Regions from separate parts of the Homo sapiens genome. Here region 2 is linked to region 1. The links are chromatin loops, found by intact Hi-C in ENCODE. Cell type or tissue: uterus. All regions are shown on one strand. Each heading gives the region's core, and the rest is flanking DNA. Links, peaks and the distances in the headings are about the cores only.

Region 1 (15,330 bases), core at 1,338-9,337:
TTGCTTGAACCCAGGAAGCGGAGGTTGCAGTGAGCCAAGATCACACCACTGCACTCCAGCCTGGGCAACAGAGTGAGACTCCATCTCAAAACAAAGTCACTAGTTGGATGAATGAGTGATTGAAAGAGTGAGAGAATGAAGGAATTAATGCATTTGTTAGCAAATACAGCTCCAAACATCTTTTTATCACTGGCTGCCTTCACAGTCCCAAGCCTTAGCCTGTCTCTTGTAGGAGCAGTACGTGCCCATCCCTATTTGAGCCCTTCAAATGTGTATCAAACTTTGAAGGTATTTCATGATCACCAGGGGGCCTGCTGAAAACGCAATATTCCTAGGTCCCTCCTAGGTCATTAAAGATGTCTGCAGTGCAGCAGGGACCAGGAAACTGCATTTCTAGCAGGTTCCCTGTGTGAATCTAATACCAGGGTCCACAGAGCACTGTGAGAAACCCTGGGTAGGAGCTGGCAGGATAAGACATGCCCTGGTGGCCGGTTCTGCCCTGGATCAAAGACTCTGACATGGGCAAAGGGCACAAGGGTGAACTAACTCCTGTGCAGTGGCCCCCTTGGTCACTTCTTCCCCCATAATCTTCTGATACAGCAGTCCTCCTCCATCATCTCCCAAGCCATATCCTAAACTAAGAGGCAAAGAGGAGCAGTATGTGGATTGGGACCAGATTCCAAGCCCTTAAAGAGGGTCCTCCCTGCAGATGGCAGGGGTAGGACCACCCCGCCTTCCCCAGGGGGGAACCATACCTTCACCTTCTTCTCTGGAGATGAATCCTGACAACACTAGATACAGAAAAAGAAGAAAGCAGTGCCTTCAGGCTGCTGTGCCAAGAGAGTGCCTTCTCTCAAAGATGACTGCTGCCCACCCACCAGGAGCCAGGCCAGGCTGAGACCCCGGGCCGCGGGGCACACTCACCCTCAGGGCTGAGGCAGAAGTCGGTGGAGGCCGAGCCGTGCTCATTGTGGATGGTGCACCGATACACACCGCAGTCTACGGGGGAGGCCTGCACGATGGCCAAGGCCGCCGGCCCCTCATCCCCTGCGCTGCAGAGTGGAGACCCTACTCGTGAGGGCCATGGCATGGGGGCAGACTGTGGTCCTAAGCGTCCTTGGACCCCACTCTCAGAGGCTGCTGTGAACCCCAGCTCTGAGAGCTTTGGGGAAGCAGCGCGATTCCAGGGCCAAGAGCTGGTCCTGAAGCCCACAGGTCTGGTTTGCAGTCCTGACAATTACTAGCTGTGTGGCTTTGGACAAGTGGCTTAAAGAATGCTGAGCCTCCATTTTCTCATCTCTACTATGGGAATAAAAGGACCTCCCCTGGTTATTGTGAGGATTAATGAGGCGATAGGTTCAAAGCACTAGGACAGTGCCCAACGGTATTACTGCAATCAGGGAGCCAGGTCAGGTGGCAGTGGTGTCGTTGGCTTACCTCCTGCCCACCTCGCCCACTGGGCGCTGATCCTTGGCCCATGTCAAGACTGAGTCACTAAGAATGTTGAAAAACTGGCACCACAGCTTCAGGCTACCGGAGGCATCAGGAAACTGCTCCACCCGAATCTTCCGGATCACCTGTGGGGCTGAGAGCAGGGCCCAGTCAAGAGGGGAACACCACCTCTCCTCTGGCCATATCCTTGCTCTCCTGGGTGTCCTTGGTGGAAAAGGCTGGGAGAAAACAGGATTCAAGTCTCCACACAGACCTACCACTCACAGCCCCCCGGTGCCTCCTGCCTATATCTCAGGCTTCTGCCCTGACCCCCAAAGCACACATCTCAGCTAGAGAGAAGCCCCTACTCCACCTTGACCCCAGGCTGGGAGGGGCTCCCAGCTGAGGACGCAGACAGCAGTTGAGACAGGAACTTCAGTTTGCATTCTAGGTCCCTAACTCTGGAAGCCTGCATTTGAATCCTGTCCCCACCACTCTGTAATCATGCGACATCTCTGTAAAGGGGGACTGAATGGTGATGATGGAGAGCTAGAACGCTACTAAAGCCAGGCCCTGTGCTAAGCACTTCATCTATTCCATCCCATTTAAGCCTCATGCCATTGCAAAGGCGGTACTGTTATCTCCACTCTGTGGAGTGGCAGAATCAAAACAAGAACCAGGCCTTAAAGGCTGTGAGAGAAGGGTACCTTTACCAAGGTAATTTATGAATCCCGAGGAGGGATATGCTATCTGTCATGGGGTAGTGCTGTTAGCAGCAGCAGCAGTGTGCTTTCTGTGGCCCTGTCCTGTGAAGCCATCCCTCTCCCTCCCCACTGCTCACCTTTCAGCAGGTCTTTGGCTTTCCTGGGCTTGGCCAGTGTCTCCTGCTTGCCTTCATCCAGGGCCACCTCTGTGTCCAGACCGCCGGCCTTGGGGCTGGGGCCCAGGTCTCCTGCCGCCAGCTCCTCCTCTGCCCGAGGCACCTCCAGCATGCTCGCCTTTCTGCCCTGCGTAGGGGAGCGTCTCTCCCGCCCTGGAGTCCCTGGGGACCCAGGCACCAGGCTTTTCCTGGGCCCCCGGGGGGAAACCGTGGGGCTCTCCCTTTCTTCAGGTGTGGTTGCCTCCCCGTCTCCTGCTGCTCTGACCTTAGGGAGAAATCTCTTCCTCCGGGCCCCTAGAGCCAGTTCCTCAGGTGTAGCTGCCGGGAGACCTGTCAGAGCCTCCCCTGGGAACTTCTCCTCTTGGGAGGGCTCCTGGGCTATGCTCTCTGCTGAGGGCCCCTGTCCAGGGGCTGCCTGCCCACCCGCCTCCCCCAGTCGACCAGCCATGCTGCTCTCCTGAGAGGCCCCCAGGAGGCCAGGCCCCTCAGGGGAAACCTCTCCTTCACCCTCACTGGCTCCTTCTGAGGCCAGCCCAGGGTCCTCCTCGTCTACCACAATGGCAGGGACAGTGAGGGAGCTGGGACCAGGACCCCAGGAGCCTCGGGCAGCAGCAAGGGCCTGGCGGCCAGCCTGCACCTCACGGTCCAGGAGGCCGGTGAGGCGGCGGGAGGTACAGGGGCTCAGCAGCAGGGTCTGTGCACTCTGCACCAGGTGGTTGTTCTCCACACGCTCCAGGATGCGCCTCGATGTCCGGGGACTAAGCCCAGCCACTTCCACAGTGGGTGTCAGAGTGGCTGAGGGCACCAGACCTCCGGTGGCTGCCCCCACCTGGGACTCTCCCCCTGCTCCACTTGTCTCTGTGCTGGACAGCTTCAGCAGCAGAAGCAGGTAGTTCTTCAGGGAATCTATGAGGCCAGGGTCACAGCTCCGGGGACCTGGGGTCCGCCCCTCCACATCTGGTACCTGGGCGCAGGCCCCCTCACTGCTGGTGGCCATGGTTTCTGGTGGGTGACTCTGAGTGGGGGTCCCCAGCCCCAGGTGCAGTGTTGGGGCAGAACTCATCAGGACCTGATCCTCAGAGGGCAGGAAGGTGGCTGTGCTCCCGTGCTGAGAAGTCGGGGTGCTACACGGCCCCGCCTTTGGGCTAGCTGTCAGCCCAGTTCCAGGAAGAGAAGGCATCGTGGGTACCTCCTGGCTCAGGCCAGCTAGAGGACAGCCACCCTGATCCATACACGGCACTCCCCCTGGCCGCTCCTCCTTGGGGCACTGGAACGGGCTGTCCTCCTGCTTGGCCTCGACTGGGCCTGATGACTGTGGCCCTCGGCATCTCTCTCCTCCCACCTGCTCCACACTCCCCTCATGGGGCGGCTGTGCTGGGAGCATGAGGTTCCCTGACAGGGGACCCAGCACAGTTTGCTCATGGTTCCTGGAGGCTGTTACTACTGCCTCCTCAGATCTGGGCAGGCAACCAGGTTTTTTTGGGAAACAAGACCCTTCTGGGGTCTGTACAAAACATTCAATATTCAGAGGAGCTCTAGGACCCGCTGTAGGTGGGAGTTTGGGGGTTCTGGATGGTGGGCCGAGGCTGGTTGCCACCTCTTGCTCAGACTGACCTTCCATGGCTGTGGGCGCGCTCCCCTCTGACTGCGTCCCCTTCTCTCCCTGCATCCCCTTCTCTCCCTGCATCCTTCTGTCTTCCTGTGTGCCCTTATCTGCCTGGGCCTTCCTGTCTTCCTGTATCTTCTCACCTGCCTGTGTTGTTTCTAGCTGTGTCTCTGCCCTTCCCTGTGTCATCATGCCCTTCTGTGCACTCCTGTCTGACTGTGGCCTCTTGCTTTCTTGTGTCCCAGCATCCACCTGCGTCTTCCTATCTGCACGTGTCCTCTGGGCTGTCTGTGTTCCATCTCCCCTGGTCCTTCCATCCACTTGTATCTTCCCATCTGCCTGCACATTCTTCTTGCTTCCAGTTCTCTGGTTAGCAGATGTTCTCCCATCCTCCTGGGTTTCCATATCCATGGGTTCAATGATACCTTGACTTCCGGAAGTGCTAACCCCAATGGAGGCTACATCAGAGCTGCTGCTGGCCGACATGGTAGGAGCCGTGGTTGTCTGGCATTCCAGGACCTGAAAACAGAGGGACAAAAGCAAGGATTTAACTACATGGACATTCAGATCTCTTTCCAGTCTGGCATCCCAGTCTCCTCGGACCTCATCTACAACTGCTCTGATGGGAATCTTGCCTCCTGGTTTCTCAGGCCTGCTGGAAGTTGGGAGGCAAAGACATGTGACAAATGCCCAAAGCCCCATCCATGCCCACTCACCCTAATCTCTGATCTCAGAATCTGGACTGGGGAATATCTAGCACCCAGACCCAGCTCTGGCCCTTTCCACCTCTTCCTGAAGAAATCCTGCCTTTCCTGAAAGACCTTGCTCATGGGTTATTCCACCCCTCACCCCTACCATATGAAGGAGACTGTCCTCTCCCCAGGGCTCCCAGAGCAGTCCTTCTCCTGTGGCACTAATTGCCTTGGATAGAATTATGGGTGAAGTGAGAGAGTGCCAAAGGGTGTCCCAATAATGGCCTCAGTGACAGCATCCACCAGTAACATTGAGTGAGTGATAATAATGGATGCCATCCAAGCAGAGAGGATTAAAGTAATTCTGAATGGCATCTATGCCAGGAAATTAATGAAACATTATAATGTTACCCTTTTGAACATCTACTTGCAAAGCACTATGCTAGGCCCCTGTATATGATATTACCCCACTTACTCCTCATACAGTATGAATACTTAGGAGAATCAGCCCCATTCTAGAGATAACAATGACAAGAAGGCATGTGATCTGTCCACCGTCAGGTAGTCAGTAAGTGGCAGAGTTCAGATTCGCAGCCGGGTGTATCTCACTCCAAATCCCATGCTCTTTGTTGTTATACCATAACGCCACCTACTTTTAAAGGACTTCCTGTCAAACATGGTGGCGTACAACAGTGATTTCCCTTTTTTCCTCCAAGATATCATCAAAACCAACAAAGTAAACATGAAATAAACAAAGCAAACTCCTTTGTTAGTGAAACTGGAGGCAAATAAAACCTACAGTCTCAAAAAACAAACAAAAGGATAACAGCTGCCAAAAGCCAACAGATGCAGACACTGGGAAGCTGAGGAGGAGCAAAGTGATATGGGGAAATAAACAGGGCCACAGCTCAGCGGGAGGAGAGTGGAGCTGTTCAGCAGGTCTCAAGACGCCGGCAAAATCACGGCTACTGTAGACAAAGGTCACCCCAAGGTTATAAACCCGTAAGTCCACGTGCAACAAGAGCTGCAGGGTCATGGAGGCCTGGGTGGAAACTGGCCGAAGACACGGCAGATGAGCAGAGCAGACAAGGAGAGGAGATGGAATGGAGGCAGATCTCAGAAAACGCTGGCAGCTACACTCCTGAAGAAACCTCCGGAAAATTGCTAAGCCGAGAACATTGTGTTTTAGCATACAAAGACTAAAGGAATATTGTTCCCACAAGCCCTGCTTGAGGAAATCACCAGGGAACAAATGTAGTCAACCAAAAGATGATTGAGAAAACAACAGCAAAAGAGCTGACGGTAAGCACTGAACATATTTCACTTACATTAACATATATATTAATGCATATTAACATATAACTGTAGAAGCAAGACTAAAATCAAGTGGGGTTTAGAATGGCAAATCAGAATGTCAATGTTCTATGCCCTGACGATACAGAAACAACACAGCCAGCACGAAAGTGGAAAGGGGAAGAAACTTCCTTGACTGTGTCACCTGTAAGAGCCAGGCACCAAAGACATTACTCAAAGCTGAAAAACCAAGTAACAGAAATAGAGGATATTTACCTAAATAAAGATAATCACTTAGAAATCAAACTTTAGGCCAATATGAGATAGAAAATGAATGAAGGCCAGGCACAGTGGCTCAAACCTGTAATCTCAGCACTTTGGGAGGCCGAGGCAGGCAGATCATCTGAGGTCAGGAGTTTGAGACCACTCTGGCTAACATAGTAAAACCCCATTTCTACTAAAAATACAAAAAATTAGCCAGGCGTGGTGGTGCGCATCTGTAATCTTAGCTACTCTGAGGCTGAGGCAAGAGAATCGCTTGAACCCGGGGGCGGAGGTTGCAGTGAGCCAAGATCGTGCCAGTGGACTCCAGCTTGGGCAACAAGAGTGAAACTCTGGCTCAAAAAAAGATGAATGAAGAAAATGCAGAGAAGAAGTGAAAACACTGTATCATTTTTCATCATTAAAAATTAGTAGAAACTGAGTGAACAGATGAAATAATTAATGGTATTATATAAAACTGAAATTATAACATATAAATATTTTTAAATATCAGAACCACACACAAAATCAAAGGAATAAGATCACAAAATGAAAGACTTTTAAATATACATAATTAAAATATATGTAAATTAAGTGTAGAATTTAAAGTTACTTTACTAAATTAGGAATTTTCTGTTTTTCAAATTTTAAATTTTTAAATTTATTTTATATTTTAAAATTAGAGATGGGGTCTTGCCATGTTGGCCAGGGTAGTCTCAAACTCCTGGCCTCAAGCAATGCTCCCACCTCAGCCTCCTAAAGAGCTAGGATTATAGGTGTGAGCTACTGCACCCAGCCTAAATTCAGAATTTTGAATGAATGTTATCGATGTGGGAAACATTAGAGTTTGGCGAATATCAGGAATAAGTCTGACTGAAGGATTTTTTTTTTTTTTGAGACAGGTTCTTGCCATCTTGCCCAGACTGGCATGCAGTGGCTATTTATAGGCAAGATCATAGCCTCAACCTATTGGGCTCAAGTGATCCTCCCACCTCAGCCTCCCAAATAGCTGGGACTACAGGCTGACTGAAGAATCTTTTTTTTTTCTTTTGAGACGGAGTCTCGCTCTGTCACCCAGGCTGGAGCGCACTGGCATGATCTTGGCTGACTGGAACCTCTACCTCTCAGGTTCAAGCAATTCTCCTGCCTTAGCCTCCCGAGTAGCTGGGATTACAGGCATGTGCCACCACGCCCAGCTAATTTTTGTATTTTTTAGTAGAGATGGGGTTTCACTATGTTGGCCAGGCTGGTCTTGAACTCCTGGCCTCAAATGATCTACCCACCTCGGCCTCCAGAAGTGCTGGAATTATAGGCATGAGTCACTGCACCCGGCCTAACTGAAGAATCTTAATAAAAATGCTCTTCCAACTTCTCTGACAACCGGATATTAACAGACAAAACTGCCTTGGTGCCAAGAAACAGCAATTAGTAATATATTAGAGCCTCTTTTTTATCTTTTGATATTCTAGGATTAGAAAATGTTAATAAAGACATAAGATCTATAAATCTACAAAGAAGGTGCAGACTGTGCATACAAGACTGTTGCTGTTCACAAGACTCACGGAACTAGAACTTCTTGATTAAAGCTACCTTCACTCCTAACGCACTCTCAGCCAGATCAATCCCTCAGTTCTATTGAAACTACTTCTTCATTATCTCAATATCCATTTCCTTCATCTCCACTGCCAACTGCCTAATCGGATCTGCCAACAATTCTGTCTTGCCTGGACTACTGTAAAGCCTCCTAATTGGTATCCATGACTCTAGTCTTTGCCTCTGCTAAACTCTTTTCCTCACTGCAGCCCAAATGACCTTTCCAAAACACAAACCTGACTGAAACACTCCCCTCTTAAAAAACCTTTCAATGGCTTATCATCACTGACAGGATAAAGCCTAAAAGACCTAGCTTCAAAGAGCAAAAAGTTTAATCACACAGTAGCCCCTTCTTATTCACGGTTTCGCTTTCCGTGGTTTCAGTTAACTGTGGCCAATCTTGGTCTGAAAATATTAAATGAAAAATTCCAGAAATAAACAATTGATAAATTTTATAGGTCATTTCAAAGAGGCTGCAAAACCAAGAGCTCTTAACGCTGTGAGCAAAGATGGAAGTTCTCTCTAGGATGCCATGGCACTCGATGGTGGTATGTTTTCCTGGGGAGATATAAGACATAGGTGTTATATGACATAGTAATCTATGATTGTTGCCATGGGAGAGTTTTAAAGATTAACCAAAGTAAAAAGAAAAAACAAATTGTAAACTTTGCACTGTTCTGAGCAGCATGATAAAATCTCATGCCACCCCACCTGGGATGTGAAACAGCCCTTCGTGCAGCATAGCCACCAGGTATACACTAGGTTGCCCGTTACCCATTAAGTAGCTGTCTTGGTTACCAGATCAACTGTCCTGGTATCTCAGGGCTTGCGTGCAAGTAACCATTATTTTACTTAATAAATGGCCCCAAAGCACAAGAGTAGTGATACTGGCATATTACTATAGTTGTTCTATTTTATGATTATTGTTGTTAATCTCTTACGGTGCCTAATTTATAAACTAAACTTCATAATAGGTGTGTATGTATAGGACAAAACACAATATATATAGGGTTTGGTACTATCTGCAGTGTCAGGCATCCGCTGGGGATCTGGGAAAGTATCTTCTGTGGATAAGGGGGACTGCTGTACTCTCTTGGCCAGGGTTACAGGCATCGCACAGCCTCTACAGACGGCAATTTGGCATTATCTATTAAAACTAAAAATATTTATACTCTTTAACCCAAAAATTCCATTCCTAGGAATTAATCGTACAGGTATACTTTCATGTGCAGATGGACTTATATACAAGGATATATACTGCAGCACTGTTTAAATTGCAATAGACTAGAAATCACCTAAATTCCAACAATACAGGATTGATCCAATGAATTATGGTATATCCATATTCCAAATAAATAAAACAAACATCCAAATAAAAAAGCAAGGTAAAGGATAGAAAGTATAATATGCAACCTTTGTGTGGAAAATACACAGACACACACACACGTATTTTCAAATGTAAAGAAAATAGCTCTGGAAGGATGCCCAAAGAACCTGCTTTGGTAACTGCCTTCAGGGAGAGGACCTGAGCAGTGGGGATAGGGAAGTGGGGAGACTTAATATTCTCTATGTATCTTTTGTACTTTTTGAATTTTATACCTTGTGCATGTGACATACAGTTAACAAAAATACAATTAAAAATGAAAATATATAAGGAAATCAACCCTTGTGTGATCAGTGAGGCCCGTCCCTCAGCAAGAATCCCAGATCTGTTTCTCCAGGTTCATCTCTTGGGTCCCTCCGCCCAACACTAACTTAACTGTACTGACAACTGTGCTATTTAGTAACTCTTTTATGTACTTTTTTCTGTACCAGACATTCTCACCTACTCCTTGACCACCTGAAGGACTCCTTCTCATCCTTGAAGACCTCACTCAAGTTTCTTTTCTTCTTTAAAGACTTCCTGAGTTCCCTCCTCTACCCCAAAAAAGTTAGTGGCCCCCATAGCAAATTTACTAATTCCATCATTATACCCCCATTCTGTGTGGTATTTATTTCATGCATATGTCATCTGCTAATCTGTGAATTCTTCCCCTTTGAAGAGGGCCCAGTACAGGCCTGGGAGTTGGAAATCAATAAATACATGGTGGATGACTGAATATTCTCTGTACACTTCTACAAGGGCTGACCCCTCTAACTAAACATTATGACAGAGGGTGTGTGTGTGTGTGTGTGTGTGTGTGTGTGTGTGTATATCTGGAACTGTGTAAAGATATGAGAAGGAATGTCATATGTTTCTTAAAAATAAAAATGGTGTGAGCAGAATGAACCTAGTTGGCTCTATGTAAGCTTTTTTACTACAAGGGATATTAGGAGGTTTAATTTGCCATGCTGTCTTTTTCCCTCTTCCCTCATAAATTCTCAGATATTAAGGACTCAGTGTATGGCCAGATATGGTTGCTCATGTCTAGAATCCCAGTGCTTTGGGAAGCCATTGTAGGAGAATTGCTTGAGGCCCAAAGTTCAAAACCAGCCTGGCAACACAGCAAGACCCTGTCTCTACAAAAAAAAAACAAAATATTTAGCCAGGTGTGGTGGCATATGCCTGTAGTCCTAGCTACTCTGGAGGCTGAGGTGGGAGAATTGCTTGAGCCCAGGAGTTCGAGGCTGCAGTAAGCTATGATTATGACACTTGCACTCCAGCCTGGGCAATAGAGTAAGACCCTGTCTCTTAAAATAAAAACATAAAAATAAAAATAAAAAGTTTTATTCACCTTTGCATTCTTCACAGTACCAAACACATAAGGGGTTCACAGGAATGAACAACTGAATGAAAAATAGTATGGTTTATAACCCTCTAAGGGGGCATGGCCCTGGAATGCTGGTTTGGAAGAGCAAGGGACAAAACCAGGACCTTAACAGGGATGGGGCAGGGCAGTCATTTTTGCATAAGTTTTGGTAGTTTATAATTTTTAAATAACTGCTCTATTTCATCTAAGTTGTTAAATTTATGTGCAGTTTTTCATAGTAGTCTTTTTTTTTTTTCACCCTGTCAATCCTTACAGGGTCTGTAGTGATATCCCCTCTTTCATTCTTAATACTTGTATTTTGTGTCTTCTTTTTTTTTTTTTTCTAAGTCTTGCCAGAAGTTTATTGATATTATTGATCTTTTCAAATAACTAGCTTTGGGTTTATTTTCTCCATAATTTTCCTGTTTTTGGTTTCATTATTTTCTGTTCTTTTCTATCTGTTTGCTTTGGATTTATTTTTCTCTTCTTTTTCTAGTTTTCTAAGGTGGGAACTTAGGTTATTGATATTTCAGATCCTTTTTCTTTTCTAATATAAACATTTTAATGCTATACATTTTCTTCAAGGCACTGATTTAGCAGCATCCAACATTTTGGTATGTTGTATTTTCACTTTCATTCAATTTAAAATGTTTTCTAATTGGCCTTAGGACTTCTTCCTTGGCCCATAAAAGTATGTTCTTTAATTTAAAAGTGTTTAGAAATTTTTCTATTATCTTTCTGTCATTGATTTCTAGTTTAATTTCATTTTGGTCAGAGTACATACTTTGTATTATTTCAATTACTTCACATTTGTTAAGATTTATATTATGGTCCAGGATATAATCTATTTTGGTGAATATTTTATATGCACTTGAAAAGAATGAGTATTCTGTTGTTACACAGAGTATTCTATATATGTCTATTAGATAGTTGGTTGCTGGTGCTGTTCAGTTCTTTTATATCCTTACTGATTTTCTGTCTACTAGTTCTATTGATTACTGAGAGAGAGGAGTGTTAAAGTCTCCAACTATAATTATTGTTTTCTGTATATTTCTACTTTCAGTTCTGTCAGGTTTTGCTTCATGTATTTTGAAGGTATGTTGTTAGGTGCATACACATTTTTTATTGTTATGTCTTCTTGAATTGACCCTTTTATCACTAGATAGTTCACTATTTTTCTCTTAGTAATTTTTTTTTTTTGAGACAGAGTTTTACTCTTGTTGCCCAGGCTGGAGTGCAATGGCGTGATCTCGACTCAACGCAACCTCCACCTCCCGGGTTCAAGTGATTCTCCTGCTTCAGCCTCCCAAGTAGCTGGGATTACAGGCATGCACCACCATGCCTGGCTAATTTTTGTATTTTTAGTAGAGATGGGTTTTCTCCATGTTGGTCAGGCTGGTCTCGAACTCCCGACCTCAGGTGATCTGCCTGCCTTGTCCTCCCAAAGTGCTGGGATTACAGGTGTGAGCCACTGCACCCAGCCAGTAATTTTCTTTCCTCAGAAATCTACTCTGTCTGATATTAATATTGCCATTCCAGCTTTCATCTGATTAGTGTTTGCATGGTATATATTTTTCTATTATTTTACTTGTAACTGACCTATATCACTATATTTGAAATGGATTTCTTATTGACAGCATCAAGTTGGGAAAGTTTTTCTGGTCCTGTCTCACAATCTGTCATTTAATTGATATGCTCAGACCATTTATAGTTAATATAATTATTTATAGGTTTAGATTTTACTCAATAATTTTACTATTTGTTTTCTATTTGTTTCCTGTTTTTCCTTCCTGTGTTTCCCTATTCTTGCCTCCTTTTAGATTAGAACATCTTTTAGTATTCCACTTTAACTTACGTAGTGTGATTTTTACTATATCTCTTTGTATAGTATTTCTGTTGTTGCTCTAGGGCTTACAATATACATACTTAACTCTCCACAGTCTACTTAGAGTCAATATTTTACCACTTCAAGTGCCATACAGTAATCTCACCATCATATAGGTCTCTTTACCCTATGCCCCTTTATGTTGTATTTGTCTTATATATTATATTTGCATACATTAAAAAAACTCCAGCAATGTAATTTTTTTTTTTTACTTTTTACCTTCAAACATATTTTAAAGAAATCAAGATGAAATAATCTATTATATTTACCAGGATATTTACCATTTCCATTGCCCTTCTTTCATTCTTGATGTTTCAAGTTTCCTTCTGGTATTATTTCCTTTCTCTATGAAAAATTTACTTTAGCAATTCTTTTTCTTTTTATTTTTTTTTTTTTGAGATCAAGTCTGGCTTTGTCACCCAGGCTGGAGTACAGTGGTGCAATCTCAGTTCACCACAACCTCTGCCTCCTAGGTTCAAGTGATTCTCTTGCCTCAGCCTCCCCAGTAGCTGGGATTACAGGTGCCCCCCACCACCCCTGGCTAATTTTTTTTGTATTTTTAGTAGAGACAAGGTTTCACCATGTTGGTCAGGCTGGTCTCGAACTCATGACCTCAGGTGATCCACCTGCCTCAGCCTCCCACAGTGCTGGGATTACAGGCGTGAGCCACAGCTCCCAGCCTAGCAATTCTTCTAGAACAGGTCTGCTGACAATGTAGTGTCTTGTTTTTTCCATTATCTGAGAATGTCTTTATTTCACTTTCAATACTTAAAGATATTTTTGCTAAATGTAGAATTATAGGTTGAAAGTTCTTTTTTTTAGCATTAAAAAAAAATGTTGTTCCACTTCCTTTTGGCCTCCATTGTTTCTGATGAGAAATCTATAGTCATTCAAATCATTGCTTCCCTATAAATAATGTATTATGTTTCTCTGGCTACTTCCAAGAGTTTTTCATTGTCTTTACTTTCCAACAGTTTGGCTATGAGGTTTCTGGATGTGGAATTCTATGGGCTTTTCCTGTTTAGGGTTTGCTGAACTTCTTGACTTTTGCCAAATTTTGAAAGTTTTCAGCCATTATTCCTTCAGATATTTTTTTCTGCATCACTGTCTTTCTCTTTCTCCTTCTGATTATCCAGTGACACAAATGTTAGACTTTTTGATACAGCACTCCAAGTCTCTGAGGCTCTGTTCATTGATTTTTCTGATTCCTCTCTCTCTCTCTCTCTCTCTCTCTCTCTCTCTCTCTCTCCCCGTTTCTCCCTCCCTTCCTCTCTCTCTGTGCGTGTATGGGCGTATGTGTTCAGATTGAATAATTTCTATTGCTTTAACTTCAAGTTCACTGTCTTCTCCCTGTCACCTATCACTCTGTTGTTGGGCTCAACCAGTAAGTCTTTTTATTCAGTTATTGTAAATTTCAATTCTAAAATTGATATTTGGGGCTGAGGTGAGTGGATCACCTGAGGTCAGGAGTTCAAGACCAGGCTGGCCAACACAGTGAAACCCCTGTACTAAAAATACAAAATTAGCCAAGTGTAGCGGCACACGTCTGTAATCCCAGCTACTCCCTCAGGAGGCTGAGGCAGGAGAATCTCTTGAACCCAGGAGGTGAAGGTTGCAGTGAACCGAGATCATGCCACTGCAGCGTGCCAGGCAATCCAGCCTGGGCAACAAGTGCAAAACTCTGTCTCAAAAAAATAAAAAATAAAAAATGAATAAAATTGATATTTGGTTCTTCATATCTTTTACCTCTTTTTGTTTGTTTGTTTGTTTGTTTTGAGACAGGGTCTCCCTTTGTCCAGGCTGGAGTTCAGTGGCGTGATCTCAGCTCACTGCACCCTCAACATCCTGGGTTCAAGTGTTCTTCCCACCTCAGCCCTGCAAATAGCTCAGACTACAGACACACACCACTATGCCCAGCTAACTTTTTTGTATTTTTTGTAAAGACAGGGTTTTGCCATGTTCCCCAGCCTAGTCTTTTACCTCTTTGCTGAGACTTTCTATCTTTCCATTTGTTTCCAGAGTATTCACCCTTACTTGCCACATTTTTATAGTAAAGTCAGATGATTTTAAAGTCAGATGATTCTAACATCTGTGTCACTGTGGCATTGGCACTCTTTGATTGTCTTTCCATGCAAGTGGAGATTTTCATGATTTTTCATATGCCATGTAACTTTTATTGTATTTGGACATTTTAAATATTACAAGACTCTGATTCTTGTTTAAATCTTATGGAGAGTATTAACATCTTTGTCTTGGAAGGCAATCTACCTAGTTGTGTTCAGGCTACAAATTCCATTCAGGCCTCTGAGGTTATAGTTTCAATCTCGGTTCCATTTTCCAAGCATTTCCAATGCTGTTTGGGGTTTTTTTATTGTTGTTGTTTTATTTTTGAGACGAAGCTTTACTCTGTCACCCAGGCTGGAGTGCAATGGCATGATCTCAGCTCACTGCAACCTCTGCCTCCCAGGTTCCCGGGTTCAAGCAATTCTCCCACCTCAGCCTCCCGAGTAGGTGGGACTACAGGCATGTGCCACTATGCCTGGCTAATTTTTTCTATTTTTAGTAGAGAAAGTGTTTCACTATTTTGGCCACGCTGGTCTCGAACTCCTGACCTCAAGTGATCTGCCTGCTTCGGCTTCCCAAAGTGCTGGGATTACAGGCATGAGCCACCACACCCGGCCTGCAGTGCTATTTGGATCTGCCCTGTGTGTGTGCCACCCAGTGGCCAGTGTGGGACTTACATGATGGTTCATTAGTGTTTTTATTCTCGAAGTTTTTTATTCTCCCAAGTATTTCATTCTCAAAGTTTTTTATATGCTCTTCAGAATCAGATCCATGCAGGAACAATCTGGGGATGAGCCCAGAAATTTATAAAGAGTTTATAAACCCAGAGGTCATTAATGATTCTCAGAGGTCATTTTCCCAAGCTTTTCCCTTTCCACGGTTTCCCCCATAGGGCC
Region 2 (15,330 bases), core at 3,590-11,589, 93 kb before region 1:
GGATGTAAGTAACAGAAATGACTGAAAGAGTTTGAAGGGGAGAAGTCAGGGATGGGGAGGGAATTACCGAAATGTTTTCCTGTTATTGTTGCTGATATAACTATGGTACCATTTGACTTTAAAAATCAAGTATCTGTTGTACTTTGATTTGAATGGAAGGGAAAAAGGAAATGTGGAGAGGGAAGGAGGAAGTTGGGGGTTCGCTGTGGATCCTATCCCTTGATCAGGAAGGCTGGGGTCAATGCCCCTACCTCAGGTCCAATGGGAGGGAAAATTGAGCCGCACCTAGGGGGCTGCATTACACAGAGAGTGACTCCTCCTGTCCACAACCCTGATAGGAGTGCAGTGGGATGGTAGAGCCTGCCAGGAGAATATGTTTTCAGATTCTATCCTCCTTCAGAGGCACCGACCTCCCCCACAAAAGGGAGAGGCTCCCAGCAGCAGCCAAAACGAAGCCCTCCTGGGGCTCTGTGCTCTGCAGCCTCGCAGCCAGGGATCCCAGCTGGGGTGGGGTCAGCCACAGTCCCGCTGAACCAAAGAAACCCAGTCTTCCACTGCTCCGTGAGGAACTGCTGTGGAGGCAGCCACCAATGCATCCACCCCACCTGGTGGAAGAAGGGAGACTGCAGCGCGAGTGTTCCAAGAGCTTCTGTATTGGGAAAAATCATGACTTTGCTACTTTACTGATGCAAAGCGTTCCTCAGTTTCATCTTCTTGTATTCCAGATGCTTCACGGTCAGACATCTTTGATTGCTGTTCTGAGGCTCTTCCAGTTATCTGTTGCTATGGAATAAACATCCCAAACCCGTTGCATAAAACCACTACCATCCATTATGCTCTCGGATTCACTGTCTCAGGAATTTAGATGGGCACCAAAGGGGATGGCTTGTCTCAGTTCCATGATGTCTGAGGCCTCAGTGGGGAAGATTCGAATGGCTGTGGGCTGGAACCACCCAGAGGCTTTTTCGCTCGTGTCTGGCACTTGGGCTATGATGACTTGCAGGCTGGGCTCAGCTGGGACAGTTGACCTGGTGCCTACATGTTACTCCTCCAGATGACTTGGGTTCCTCACAGCGTGGCAGCCACAGAGCAGGGAGAACTCTTTCTTTGTGGTGGGTCAGAGTGCTAAGAGTGAGTGTCCCAGCGAACAAGACCAAAACTGCCTGGGCTTTCATGACCCAGCCTCAGAAGTCACATGGCATCATTCCTACCATGCCGTCTTTCTCAAAGCAGTCACAAGCCTGCCCAGATTAACAGGGAGAGGACATAGATCTGACTGCTTCATGGGAGGAGTGTTAGAAAATTTGCAGCCATGTCATAAAAATACCACAATGACTCAGTATTATTAATTAAAATAAAAATAATGTAAAGTATTTTACACATATCATATACCTGTTTACTAGGCAGATCAATGAGGAAGCCAACGTGCTACAATGGTTAAGTATCTGGCATTAAAACCAAACAGAACTGGGTTCAAAACCTGGCTCAGCCGCTGAACTGTGTGCCCTTGAGCAAACCACTTCACTTCTCCACGTCTCAGTTGCCTTGTTGGTAAAATGGGGATAATAATATCTACCTCACATAGTTTGTTTGTTTTTAAGGATTACACGGACAGCATATGCAAATAACTTGTCTCACAATAAGCATTCAGAAAACGTTAGTCCCTTTTTCCCTAAATTATTTCAAGCGCTACATTTCCATTATTTCTATTATCTCAGATTTTTGAAGATATGCTATCATTTGAAATCTTTATAGATAAATGGAAAGAATGGTTGCTTTCATCAGGAAACAACACCCCCGATCTCGTGGGAAACTGCTCCTCCTTCCCTTTCTGTTCAAATAGGAGCTGCCAGCTTCTACCTCCCTGGTCACAGTGATTGCTTCAGGGGTGGGCAGAAGAGCCAGGCCACACTGATCACCCTATCCCATTTTCTAGGCCTCAACAATGGGTCTGGAGGAGGGCACACGTCCCTGACAGATCAATCACATTCTTGGAGGTTTGCTTTCTTTGCCACAACTAGCTATCAGGAAAACAAGCTAATATATGAACCCATGATTTTCTGATGGCCATGGTCCAGTCTTATGGAGAAATCCAATTCAGTAGAAGGAGGTCACAGTGCAGGAAGACACAAACACAACAAAAGCAGGAACTCAGCGGTAGGCAGAGCCCTAGAGTCATGAAGTCCCCAGGCCCAGCTGCCTGCAGCTACACCCTCATCCCTCCTGGTGCCCATACATTCCTCTTCTCCTAAGCTATTTGATTTGTTGTCTGTCATTTGCAACCAAAAGAATCCTAAGTAATATACCCCTCTGATTTATACATTTTTTACAAATGAGGTAAATCATTCATAAACTCCAGTACTTTCACTATTATATTTTTCTACTTTTCTTATTTATTTTTGAAACTGCATCTTGCTCTGTCACCCAGGCTGGAGTGCAGTGGTGTGATCACAGCTCACTGTAGCCTCACATTCCTGAGCTCAAGCAATCCTCCTGTCTCAGACTCCTAGGACTGCAGGTGCTTGTCACCATGCTGGGCTAATTTTTAAATTTTTAGTGGAGACAAGGTCTCGCTATCTTGCCCAGGCCGGTCTTGAACTCATGGGCTCAAAGCAATCTTCCAGCCTCAGTCTCCCAAAGTGCTGGGATTACAGGTGTGAGCCACCTGGCTCAGGCTTTCCACTGTTATAAAGGAATCAATTAATTACAGTGACACACCTCTAAGTGATAAAACCCACCAGCTGTTGAGAGCTCTTGACATGAACTTCCTGAGACTCCTAACAGTTTAAGTCATTGAAGATGATTCACCGAGTTACGGAACTTTTCAGAAGGAGGCCCTGTCTTTTCCATACCAGCCATTAGACTTTCTCACCTCTGGGTTCTGGGCCTACCTGGAGGACCCTGGTCCCAGACTGCAGCATCGGGCCACACTCTGGCTCAGAGCAGCTGACACTGAAATAATGACATGCCCCAGATCCAAAAAGGATTAGAGATTAGAAATATCTGCCCTCTGGGCACTGCCCAAGAAAAGATCCCTTGAAAGCTGTATGCTTTGATGGAGCTTATTTGTCTTCTAATTGATGCGATGGCATTGAAAAGAATAGTTTGGTAATATAAACAATGGACTCCTCTAAAAGTAGAAAAGAATCTTATTGAGGAAGGAAGTTTCAAGGGATAAAAGCAATCTTTTGTTTATAAAGTGAATTTTCTATCTTTAAATAACTTTTCTTTATACTTTATTATTAAAAATTTTTTTTATTTTTTGAGACGGGGTCTCACTCTGTTCTCCAGGCTGGAGTGCAGTGGCACGATCACAGCTCACTGCAGCCTCGACCTCCCAGGAGTGGCTGGGACTACAGACGTGCACCACGACACCTGGCTAATTTTTTTGTATTTTTTTGTAGAGACTTGGTTTCACCATGTTGCCCAGGCTGGTCTCAAACTCCCGGGCTCAAGCGATTCTCCTGCCTCGGCCTCCCAAAGTGCTGGGATTACAGGCGTAAGCCACCGTGCCCGGCGACTTTTCTGTTTTCTTGGAAAAAGAAAAACAGAAGTTTTGCTGGGATAAAAATGTGTCCTTTGTCAGTTGGGGCTGAGTGGAGGAAGTAACCTGCGTGGTGGCATCTCCAGCCTGGTCAGGCTCACTCATGGTCCGTCACTGAAGCACATGGAGTCATTGGATGCAAGGAATTTACTGACGTGTAGGAGAGTGTGTAGCAGCATTTCGTGTGTCCATCTGGTTGGCAGTCTTGATCTGTGGGTTACTGCCTTCTTACTTGTAGATGAGAAATGAGTCCCACCTTGGAAAGATAGGAAAGATGTCTGTATAGAGAGCAGATAGCCACACAGCCTGTGTGAGGATGAGAAAACTGCTCCAAGCAGTCCTTGTGGGATCATCTCTTCCTTGTTCTTTTTTGCTCTCAACATAATTTGCAGTGTTTGGCAGGTGGGAGGGGAGCAGGATGGGGACCTGAGAAGCCTGTCCTTCTTCTAGCTCCTGTTCTAGTTCCTTGCTGTTCTTCAAGGGGAGGGAACACGGATCTTAGTGGGTAGACTGGGCCACACTTACCAGTGGATCAGGTCACTGTGTGTTGAAAGGTTATACACAGCACATGGACCTCTGCCGACTCCTGCTTCTGTAAGCCTGAGGCTGGAAACTGCTGTGAGCCTCCCTTGCCTCGCCTTGCCTTCTGTCTCTGGTGTTTTCCCATCATGAAGCTAAATTGGAAAACTTTGCAGTTTGGCCATCTGGCTCTCTTTCCACTTCCCCTCGGATATGTATCAGGAGTCTCTCTTTTTTCTCTGAAGTCTTGGTGGCCAGTGGGAGGTATGTTTCAGATTTAGACTTTGTCAGAAGGAGCGGGCCCATTTAGGACTCCAGGTGAATGTACCAGCCCCATGTTACCAGAGAACCAGGAGTGCCAGGCAGGGATGATGGGCACTTTGTTAATAATAGCTTGTTCCCATTTGTTCATCAGGATCCCCGCAGGAAAGAGGCAAATCTGCTCCTTCTTGCCACCTATCTTATTCTTCCTGTCTACTAGCAGGCTCATATAAGAGATCCCAAATAATAACATAAAGGAGATAGAAACTTATTCCCCTCTCACATAAAGTTTGTGCTGTCGTGGCAGTCTTGCTCTGCAAAGACATCAGGACCCCAGACTCCTTCTTTTTTTTTTTTTTAATTATTTTTTTTTAAGACAGGGTCTCGCTCTGTCACCTGAGCTGGAGTGCAGTGGGTCATGGCTCACTGTAGCCTCCACCTCCCAGGCTCAAGCCTGTCTCAGCCTCCCAAGCAGCTGGGACTACAGGTGCCCACCACCATTCCCAGCTAATTTTTCTCGAAGGGGTTTCACCATTTTGCCCAGGCTGGTCTCAAACTCCAGGGCTCAAGAGATCTGCCCACCTTGGCCTTCCAAAGTGCTGGGACTACAGAGGCGAGCCACGGCCTCAGGCTCCCTTCAACTTGAAGCTGCTCCATCTCTCGGGTGTTGCCTTTGTCTTCATGGTCCAAGCTTGCTCACCTTCCCATCTGCATTCCAACTAGCATGGAGCAAAAATGTGAAATATACCAAGAACGTGTGGGATGCCCCCATTTATCTAAGGCAGGGGTCAGCAACCACAGCCTGCAGGTTGGCCTCCTGTTTTTGTAAACAGGCTTTATCGGAACACAGCCACTCTGTTTGTCTATGGCTGCTTTCAACTACAAGTGCAGAGTTGAGTAGTCGTAACACGGCAATATGGCCCACGAAAGCTGAAATATTTACTATCTGACCCTTAAGAAAAAGTCAACAGAACCCTCTTCCAAGGGCATGATGGGAGGCTGCCTACTGGACTTCTGCTCACACCCCACTGGCCAGACCATGGCCACCCCTAACCCAGGAAGGTTGAGAAATGTAGTCCTTTTTCTTTTTCTTTTAAGACAGAGTCACTCTTGTCACCCAGGCTGGAGTGCAGTGGTGCTATCAGCTTACTGCAGTCTCAATCTCCCAGGCTCAAGTGATCCTCCCACCTCAACCTCGTGAGTATCTAGGACTGCTTGCACACACCGTCATGCCCAGCTAATTTTTTATTTTTTATGGAGACAGGGTCTCACTATGTTGCACAGGCTGATCTTGAACTCTTCCCACCTCAGCCTCCCAAAGTGTTGGGATTACAGGCCTGAGCTACCGCGCCTAGCTGAGAAATGTAGTTTTTATTGTAAGTGGCCACATGCCCAGCTGGATTGTCAGTTTTTACTAAAAAAAAAAAAAAAAAAAAAAAGGAGACTGGCGACTGGAGGACAGCCAGCTGTCTTTCTACACGGGTCAAGTGTTCTTCAGCCTGATGTTGGTGCCTGATATTTTAAAATTTTGAGTTTATGAATGAGATCCTTGCTATTCACTCATAGCCACGTTGATTTCTTTTGTTGCCTCTGCCTTTCCTTCCTCATTAGGATATTTTGCCCAGCAGAGACAGGGTTCAATCCAAGCGCTGCCTTTCCTTGCAGAGTCTCTTTCCTAAATGGCTTTATTCTCAAGTGTGGGACAATCGCCTGGCTGTGCTGCCTCCCCATCCCTGCCAGTGACAAAGTCTCTGTTGGCAAATTGTCCCCATTCCACCATTCCATATCTTTGTCAGAACTTCATCCAAAGCTGCAGTTTCTCTCACTCAGGAAATGGAAAGCAACCTCCAGGCAAGGTAGGAACTTGTTGCACTCCTTGGTGGTGGGCAATTAGGATACCCCTGTAGATAAGTCCTTCCCACCCCATTCCTGCTGTGTCCTAGAGATAGTGCCTTTATGATCCAGGCCAGGACTTTCTCTCATTCTCTCCTAAATGACAACTGCTCTTCAAATTATACCCTCAACATGCAAGCCCTCGGATTTGAGGATTTCTGAAGCAGGCATGTAGCTTCTTAACACCCTTCCTAAGGCTGGGCACAGTGGCTCAAACCTGTAATCCAAGCACTTTGGGAGGCAGAGATGGGTGAATCACTTGAGGCCAGGAGTTCACGACCAGCCTGGGCAACATAGAGAGAGTCCCCGCCATCTCTAAAAAAAAAAAAAAAAAAAAAAATTAGCCGGGCATGGTGGCACACACCTGTAGTCTCAGCTACTTGGGAGGCTGAGGTGGGAGGCTGAGGTGGGAGGACCCCTTGAGCACAGGAGGTCCAGGCTGCAGCAAGCCAGGATTTTTGCACTACTGCACAGCAGCCCAGGCAACAGAGGCCCCATCTCAAACAAAACAAACAACAAAGCAAAACACCCTTCCTAATAAGTCTGCCTCTTTCAAATATCCTCCTAAGACCATATCCAATCTTTAGTCTCATCACAGCATCTTGGTTCCACCCATGAGATCATATTTACCATGCTGTGTTCTGGCTTCATCTTCGACTTGCTCTTGACTCATGCACTGTCTGCACACAAATTCAGAACAGCTTCGAATCAGGTCTGGAGCAAATTTTGAAACCCTGCTATGTGTTATGTGAGGAACAGCTGAAAGAACTAAGGGTGCCTGGCTCAGAGAAGGGAAGCCTGGATGGGCATCATCTTCAAATACTTGATGGATTGTCATGTGGAAAAGGGATTAAACCATTTCTATAAGTTTTAAGATTTGACTTTTTAAAACTAATGGGCAAGTATTACTTTGGTAAGTAGGAAAAAGGACAACAAAGATATACATATGAGATGAGACCCATTCAGAGTGGCCCAGAATGGCAAAACTGGGATGGATCAAAGCAAAACACTTTTTGATGCAAAATCAAAAAAGAACCTTCTCAGAAGTGGAGCTCTCCAATGTGGAGTAGCAATGAGAGGCGTGAGGTTATTATCTTGATGAGGTTTAAGCAAATGATGAATGACTGCTTGATTTCAAGCAGAATCGGGGGTTAACAAAGTGACTATCCTAGGCAATGTCCTTCTCATTACAAAGAGGAACCTTCTCAATTAGTTTAGGTTAGAGGGGATTTCTGGAAAGAATTTGGCTGTCATGGAATCCAAGGAAAAGCAGAACAACTGGGCTGCAGTAAGGGAGGGAATGAGGTCAGCTCCAAGCCATAGCCCCACCGTGGTGACTCAGCTCCCAGCTCTGTTTCTGGGTTTTATAATTCATATTCCTTCCCAAGAATCCAAAAGGCCATTGGCAAGAGTACAGATTTGGCCTGCCCTGAGTCAGGCATTCAATCCTGGTTCAATAGCAAATCACTCATGGGAATGGAGTCTCATGACTCAAACATAAAAACATGTTGACAGAGGCCATCCATACAGTGGGTATAAACATTCTCAGAAAAGCTGGATGGGGAGGTAGACACCCTCAAAATGATGTTTAAGGTCCTGTCCAACCTCAGGGCTCACTAATCCCAAGTCAAAAGTAATTTCAAGCAGATGATATTCTTCATGTGGTTGCAAAGAGGTCAGGACTAATTAACATTCAGCTGAAGGCATGAGCTTGAATTAAATTGAGGGGGCAGCAGAGGTGAGGGCAGGGCCATGGGAAGAAAGGGGCAGAAGGGGGGTCAATGTAGCCCATTAGTCAACTCACAGACCTTGGCATGTTGCCTATTGGGACATGCATTGTCTAGGACAGAGTTACCCATGGGCTGAATTACAAGTTATACAGCATCTGTGTCCACGCAGTTTTTTTTTCCCCATGCCATTTAAAAAATAAACTATTAAATTTTAGAATAGTTTAGACTTACAAAATGTTGCACCAATACTACCGAGCTCCCATATATCCCACACCCATTTTCCCCTCTTGTTAATAGCTTACACTACTATTTGCTATGGTCTGAATGTTCATGTCTCCTCAAAGTTCATATGCTGAAATCCTAGCCCCCAAGGTGAAGGTATTAGGAGGGGGGGTCTTTGGGAGGTGATAAGGTCATGAGAGTAAAGCCCACATGAATGGGATTAGTGTCCTTATGCAAGAGGCCCCAGGGATCTCATTAGCCTCTTCTGCCATGTGAGGACACAGGGAGAAGGTGCCACCTATGAGAAACTGGCTCTCACCAGGCACAGCATCTTCTAGCACCTTGATTTTGGACTTCCCAGCCTCAAGAGCTGTGAGAAATACATTTCTGTTGTTTATAAGCTATCCCATTTATGGTATTTTGTTATCAGCCAAAACTGACTAAGACAGAAGGGTACAGTGTGAGCCCTATATTCAAGTGGCCTGCAGTCTTCTAGGGAAGGCCACTGGCCACAGAATGAGCGTGCAGGGAGTCCAGAGAAGGGGGTCAAGGGCAGTCCTTGGGCTGTTCCATGACCCAGCTAGTGGAGCTGAGGCCAACATATGGGCAGGGAAGGGGCGGAGGGCCAATCCTGGGAGAGGACTGTGTTGTCCATATCAACAGGGCACCCTGCCCACAGCCCAAGGGCAGCTGGAGCAGGTAGCAAGGACTGAGGGAGGGCTGCAGAGAGAAGGCAAGAGCCTAGCTGGAGCTACAGGAGTCAGGCCAAGCCTCCACTCTGTGGAGCTAAGGGAAGGACACAGGCCCTGAGGATGGGGACCCAGGTCAGCCTGTGGGGCTCACAAGGAGCAAGGCTGCTGCCCACTGGAACCAAAGTCTGTGGCAGAACAGAAACAGGACCTGGCTCACTGGGGCTGAGCTGAATAACTGCTGGCCAGGGCTCCACCCTCCCACTGCCCTAGGTCAGGGTCAGCCCCAGCTAGGAAAGAAGTTGGACCTGGCAGGTAGGGGTGAGGGTGTAGGGCCCCAGCAGCCACAAGGGCAGGGTGCATCGCAGGTCCTGGAAGCCAAAGCTGCTGGGGAAAATGAGAACTGAGATGGGAGCAGGGCAGGCGGCAGGGAGATGGAGAGGGCATGCTGGTGATAGGAACTCCAGAAATGAAGGCAGGGGAGGGACATCGGGCCTCACCTAGTGGCACAGAGGGCTTGGGGTGGGGAGGAAAGGCAGCGAGGGAGGTGAGGGCGGGCCACCCATCAGGGTTCCCTGAACACCAGCAGCCCAACAGAGAGGCCCCACATCGCAGTTTGTGTTATGACCTGAAAATACAGAAGATGCATGAGGAGGGGCTCCCCTCAGATGGGCTCGGGGCACCCCTATACCACCCAGAACTAGGTGGCCTGGCTCAAATCCTGCCTCTGCCTCTTCCCAGCTCTGTCCCTTTAGGCACATAACTTAACCTGTCCGCGACTCCGATTCCTCAACTAGTGACAATAATAACACCTACTGCATGAAGTTGTTGTAAGGATTGAGTTAAAATATATAAAGCGCTGAGAACAGTGCCTGGCACACAGTGCCACATAAGCATTTGCTAACATTACAGTTGCCTAGAGTAAAGCAGTTTGAACATTAGCCAATATTTCCCAAGTTGTATTCCACAAAATCTTCAACTGAGACACTTCCATCAAAAAGGTTCTTATGGGCCAGATACAGTGACTTATGCTTATAATCCCAACACATTGGGAAGCCAAGGTGGGCAGACTACTTGAGTCCAGGAGTCTGAGACTAGCCTGGGCAACATAGCAAGACCTCATCTCTACCAAAAAAAAAAAAAAAAAAAAAATATATATATATATATATATATATATATGAACATACACACACATATATATATATGTATGTATATATATGTGTGTATTTATATATAAATTAGCTGGACATGGTGGTACATGCCTATGATCCTAGCTACTTAGGAGGCTGAGGTGGGAGGATCACTTGAGCCTGAGAGGTTGACGCTGCAGTGAGCCATGATCACCTCACTGTACTCTAGCCTGGGTGACAGAGTGAAAAGGTTTTTATGGTCAAGTAAATGTGGAAAAAACCACCAAGCTCTGACAAGTTCACAGTTAAAAAAACAAAAAAATAAACAAACAAAAGTCTAAACAGCCCTCTCTAAGTTTATTTAACCCAGTGGTTCCAAACCTAGTCCATCATGGAACCCTCTGAACGCCTCCCAGGACAGTGTGCCATGGGACCTCAGTTTGGGAAGCACTCTGAGGAAAGGCGGGAAGGGTTTCTCTGAAAGCAGAGAAAGAGGTGACACCACCCAGCAGGGGAAGCCACAGAGAGATCCTAGTGCCTAGGAAGTGGGGAGGGGAGGAGGCTTTGGTGTGCAGCCCACAACAGAAGGGAAGGGGCATGTGAGGGACCCCAGGAGAGGGGGGATAGAGAGGACCAGGGTGCTGTTTGGATGTGGAGGGGAAACGGGAGGAGGCAGAAGTGACCCTGAGAATTCACACTGGGGGAGTTAGGAAATGGGGGAGCAGGAAGGGGGATGGAGTGGGACATGTCCTTCCTTATGTCCTCACTCACTCTCTGCACACTCACTCCATGAACCCTTCCCAATTGTGGGATTGAGCTGGGTCTAAGTCCTGTGGCTTCCCTGAAGAGGGCTCTGGGAAAGGGAAGGTGGGGACAGATGGTTCCCGGGGGAGAACAGCCCTCAGAAGCGCAGAAGCACAAGCATGTTCTGTCCTCACTGTGCACAGATCGTGTGGTTGTAAAACCGACAGCAGTTGTCCAGGGCCTCTGGGCTGAACTCTGGATTGACGCTAAAAAGAAAGCAAAGATCGCAGTGGGAGCTCCAGGCCTGGTTCTGCGGGCCACCACCAGGCTGTGCAACACCGGGAACACTGTTTCAAGTCTCTGGTCCACCCTTCCTCCATTGGTCCTCGAGCCTTCACCTCCCCATTAGCTGCAGCCGTAACATTTCTACCCTCACCCTGGTACCAAAGGCATCCCCCCCAGCGCTCAGGCATTCTGTCTATCACTGTGGGTGCCCTGCAGGTCCCACAGCCCAGGCCCTCACCTCTGGAAGGCCTCACGGCAGCACTGGTAAATCTCAAAGCTACTGCTGCTGAGGGTCGTGTTCAAGAGGGACATGCAGTCAACTTCAGCCCCCCTGGGCATGTAGAGGATCCCTGTAGAGGGAAAGTGGTGGGTGGGGCAGGGCCCCCGGGCTAGCCAGAAAGTCAGGGTTCCACCTTCTGAGCCTGCCAGGCCTGCACTCACCTGCCATACAGGCGTTCACCAGGGACACACAGGCTCCCGTGAAGAGCGCCCGGAGCACTATCTGGGAGAAGTCGCTCTTCCGTTGGGGGACCATGGAGGCTGCAAGGGGACAGAAGTGCTCAGGGCCTGGGAAGCTGTGTCCCTCTCTGCCCGCGTTCCGCAGCTCGGGCTGCATCTGCTGACCTCCCTTCCTCTTCTATTAATAGATGGCCAGAGGGACAGATGTTGTCCTCCTGACAGCTTGCTGAGCTCAGGAGTTCTCTTTGGCCTGGCTTGGACCCCTAGGCAATGCCCCACATCTCCCTACACACCATGAGTGGCAGATGCAGGAAAAGAATGTGAGTTTGGAGTCAGGCAGACCTGGGATTAAATACAAGCTCAGCCACTCACTAGCTGAGTGACTTGGGCCACCACTTCACTTCATGAAGACTCAGTTTCCTTCTTTGTAAAATGGGGTGATTATACCACCAGGCAGTGTAGCTGCCAGGACTGGAAATGTTATTTGTAAAGAACTGAGAACTGTGCAGACCCTTCGACCTTAGGCCCCACCAGGCCTGCCTGCCTGTCCACTGTGGGTGTGGGAACAGGCAGGCCAAAGCCTTGGGGACAGGCAAGCACCACACCTCCCACCCCTGAGCCAGGCTTGGCCTTCAAGGCCCAGGTGCTAACTTCCTGGGCCACCAGCAGCAGCAGAGAATCGGAATTCTAGGGCTAGGAGGAAACTCTATGAACATCTTTTTCTTTTTTCTTTTTTTTTTTTTGAGACAGAGTCTCGCTCTGTAGCCCAGGCTGGAGTGCAGTGGTGCGATCTCAGCTCATCCTCGTGCCTGGGTTCAGCTTCCTGAGTAGCTGGGATCACAGGCGTGCACCACCACGCCTGGCTAATTTTTGTATTTTTAGTAGAGATAGAGTTTTGCCATGTTGGCCAGGTTGGCCTCAAACTCCTGGCCTCAAATGATCCACCCACCTGGGCCTCCCAAAGTGCTGGGATTACAGGCATGAGCCACCACACCTGGCCTCTATGGCCATCTTGTTTGGGTCCTGCTTTAGACAAATGAGACAACTGAGGCCTACATGTCCCGAGCAAGTTCAAGTCCCAGACTCTCCTAGACACTGGTGAGGCCCTGATTAGACTCACTCAAGCCTCCCAGCATGATCCCAATGGAGCTGAAATTGGCAAATCCACAGAGGGCAAACGTCGTGAGGACTTCAGCTCTGACCTGAAAATACAGAAGATGCATGAGGAGGGGCTCCCCTCAGATGGGCCTGGGGCACCCCTATAACACCCAGGCTCCCTGGCCTTAATTTTACCCACTTCTTACATGTAATTGACCTTTGAGTCCTCTGTGCTGCCGCTTCCCCAGCCTTGCAATCCCACCTCTAAGTTGGCTCAAACTGCACCACATCAAAAACATAGCCCCCCTCTCTTATCTGTCCTTCAACTTTTTTTGTTTCTTTTTTTGTTTTTGTTTTTGTTTGAGACGGAGTTTTACTCTTGTCACCCAGGCTGGAGTGCAGTGGCACAATCTCAGCCCACTGCAACCTGTGCCTCCTGGGTTCAAGCCATTCTCCTGCCTCAGCCTCCCGAGTAGCTGGGATTATAGGTGCCCGCCACCACGCCCGGCTAACTTTTTGTATTTTTAGCGGAGATGGGGTTTCGCCATGTTGGGCAGGCTGGTCTCAAACTCCTGACCTTAGATGATCTGCCCACCTCAGCCTCCCAAAGTGCTGGGATTACAGGTGTGAGCCACCACACCCAGCCTGTCCTTCAACCTTTTAATCTTCATTACCAGCCTTTCTGGATGGGGTTCAGCCTTTGTTAGTCCTGTCGCTTTGGCCCTACTAAGCTCTGTCCTGGGGCCATTTGGTGGACAGCCCCTTCCCTGACCCCGCAGTCCTGGGCTTCCAGTTCACAGCACTCCTGTGAATGCTCTCAGGCTGAGAGAGGGAGTATGGCCCACAGGAAAGAGTAAGGGATTTGGAGCCCAGCCAGCCTGGCTTCTAGGATTGTCTCACCAATGATCAGCTTGAGAAGTCAGTCACTTCTTTCAGTGTCAGTTTTCCTGTCTGGAATAGGGGAATAATAGTAGTTGCCTGGGAGGGCTGTAAAAAGGATTATATAATGTATGGGAAACACCAGGCAGACAGTAAGTGTTCAAACACAATAGTTATTTGCTTTTGTTCTTAACAACTGTCCTATTTCCCAGAAAGAAGTTTTAAGAGCCAAAATGAAATAATTTGAAAACAAAATTGGTTTATGGGTACAAAAAAATAGTTAGAATAAATGAATAAGAGCTAATATTTTATAGCACAACAGGGTGACTATAGTCAGTAATGACTTAATTGTACATTTAAAAATAACTAAGAGTATAATTGGATTGTTTGTAACACAAAGGATAAATGCTCGAGGGGATGGATACCCCATTCTCCATGATGTGCTTATTTCACATTGCATGCCAGTATCAAAGCATCTCATGTACCTCATAAATATTTACACCTACTATATACCCACAAAAATTAAAAATTATTTAAAAAATTGGTATAGAGCCTCCCCTCACACTATATAAAAATTAATTCTAGATAAATATTAATATTTTAAGTATAGAATGATAGAAAATATAGGATAATAAATATAGTTACAAGGTACTATTATTACTCTTATTTTGGAGAGGAGTAAACCGAGGCTCAGAGAGGTTAAGTAACTAAGGAAGTTCACACAGCAAGAAGGTAGCTGTATCAGAATTTGAACTCAGTTCTGACTCCAAAGCTCATGGTCTGAATTATCTCATCACGTTATTTCACGAATTTAACACTTTCCAGATAACTTTCTTTTTCTTTCTTTCCTTTTTTTGAAAACTTCTGCCTCCTGGGTTCAAGCGATTCTCATGCTTCAGCCTCCCAAGTAGCTGGGATTACAGGTGTGTGTTACCACACCTGGCTAAGTTTTCTATTTCCTGTTTGCCATGTTGGCCAGGCTGGTCTCAAACTCCGGGCATCAAGTGACCCACCCTCCTTGGCCTCCCAAAGTGTTGGAATTACAGGCATGAGCCACCGTGCCCAGCCGCACTTTCCAGATAACGTTATAAGTTTAGAAATAACAGAAGAAATCACAAAAGAAAATATTTGGTATAAAATCTATGTTAAAAAAAAAACAAATCCCGGCCGGGTGCAGTGGGTCACGCCTGTAATCCCAGCACTTTGGGAAGCCAAGGTGGGCAGATCACAAGTTCAGGAGACCGAGACCATCCTGGCTAACATGGTGAAACCCCATTTCTACTAAAAATACAAAAAATTAGCCGGGCACAGTGGCGGGTGCCTGTAGTCCCAGCTACTTGGGAGGCTGAGGCAGGAGAATGGCGTGAACCCAGGAGGCAGAGCTTGCAGTGAGCCGAGATCACACCACTGCACTCCAGCCTAGGCAACAGAGCGAGACTCCGTCTCAAAAAAAAAAAACAAATCCCAAATGCTGGGTCAAGTGAGAGCTGACAGGCACTGGGTGACTCTGTGCCTCACTGAGGAAAAATAACTAAACATGGGCAGAAGAGACCCTAAGAAGCCAAGAGGCAAAATGTGATTATATGCACTCCCTGTCCAAGCTTGTTGGGAGGGACACGAGAAGAAGCACCCAGATGCTTCAGGCAACTCCTCAGAGCTTTCAAAGAAGTGCCAGAGAGGCAGATGACCATGTCAACTAAACAGAAAAGAAAATTTGAAGATGTGGCAAAGGCGGACAAGGCTGGCTAGGAAAGAGAAATGAAAACTTACATCCTTCCTAAAGGGAAAACAAAAAAGAAGTTCCAGCATCCCAATGCGCCCAAGAGGCCTCCTTTGGCCTCTTCTTGTTCTATTCCAAGCATCACCCAAAAATCAAA

The links. A loop is a pair of places that touch in the nucleus more often than their neighbours do. Peaks named below come from ENCODE experiments on the same cell type or tissue, not always from the same donor. Only the 100,000 strongest peaks of a DNase experiment are listed, where the experiment ranks them.
Region 2: a loop joins it to region 1, with 2.1 times the contacts of the local background. A loop is called at or near these places in 6 of 110 quality-filtered maps.

What each region holds. Positions count from the first base shown.
Region 1 is chr15:84,845,498-84,860,827 of GRCh38, reverse strand. It overlaps ALPK3 (alpha kinase 3), which reads right to left. Exons shown (of 14, transcript NM_020778.5): 6 at 2,273-4,436; 7 at 1,438-1,585; 8 at 925-1,052; 9 at 756-791. It also overlaps the pseudogene LOC124900361. Among named protein-coding and RNA genes, the nearest start is that of SLC28A1, 31 kb to the left of the region's middle. In uterus, for the core only: no CTCF peak of the experiment used is centred there; no DNase peak of the experiment used is centred there.
Region 2 is chr15:84,940,793-84,956,122 of GRCh38, reverse strand. SLC28A1 (solute carrier family 28 member 1) reads right to left here. Exons shown (of 19, transcript NM_004213.5): 16 at 12,597-12,678; 17 at 11,459-11,557; 18 at 11,256-11,367; 19 at 10,325-10,998. The coding sequence ends at 10,923. It also overlaps the pseudogene HMGB1P43. Among named protein-coding and RNA genes, the nearest start is that of PDE8A, 33 kb to the left of the region's middle. In uterus, for the core only: no CTCF peak of the experiment used is centred there; DNase peaks (open chromatin) are centred at 7,582 and 8,042; H3K27ac peaks cover 1,311 bases.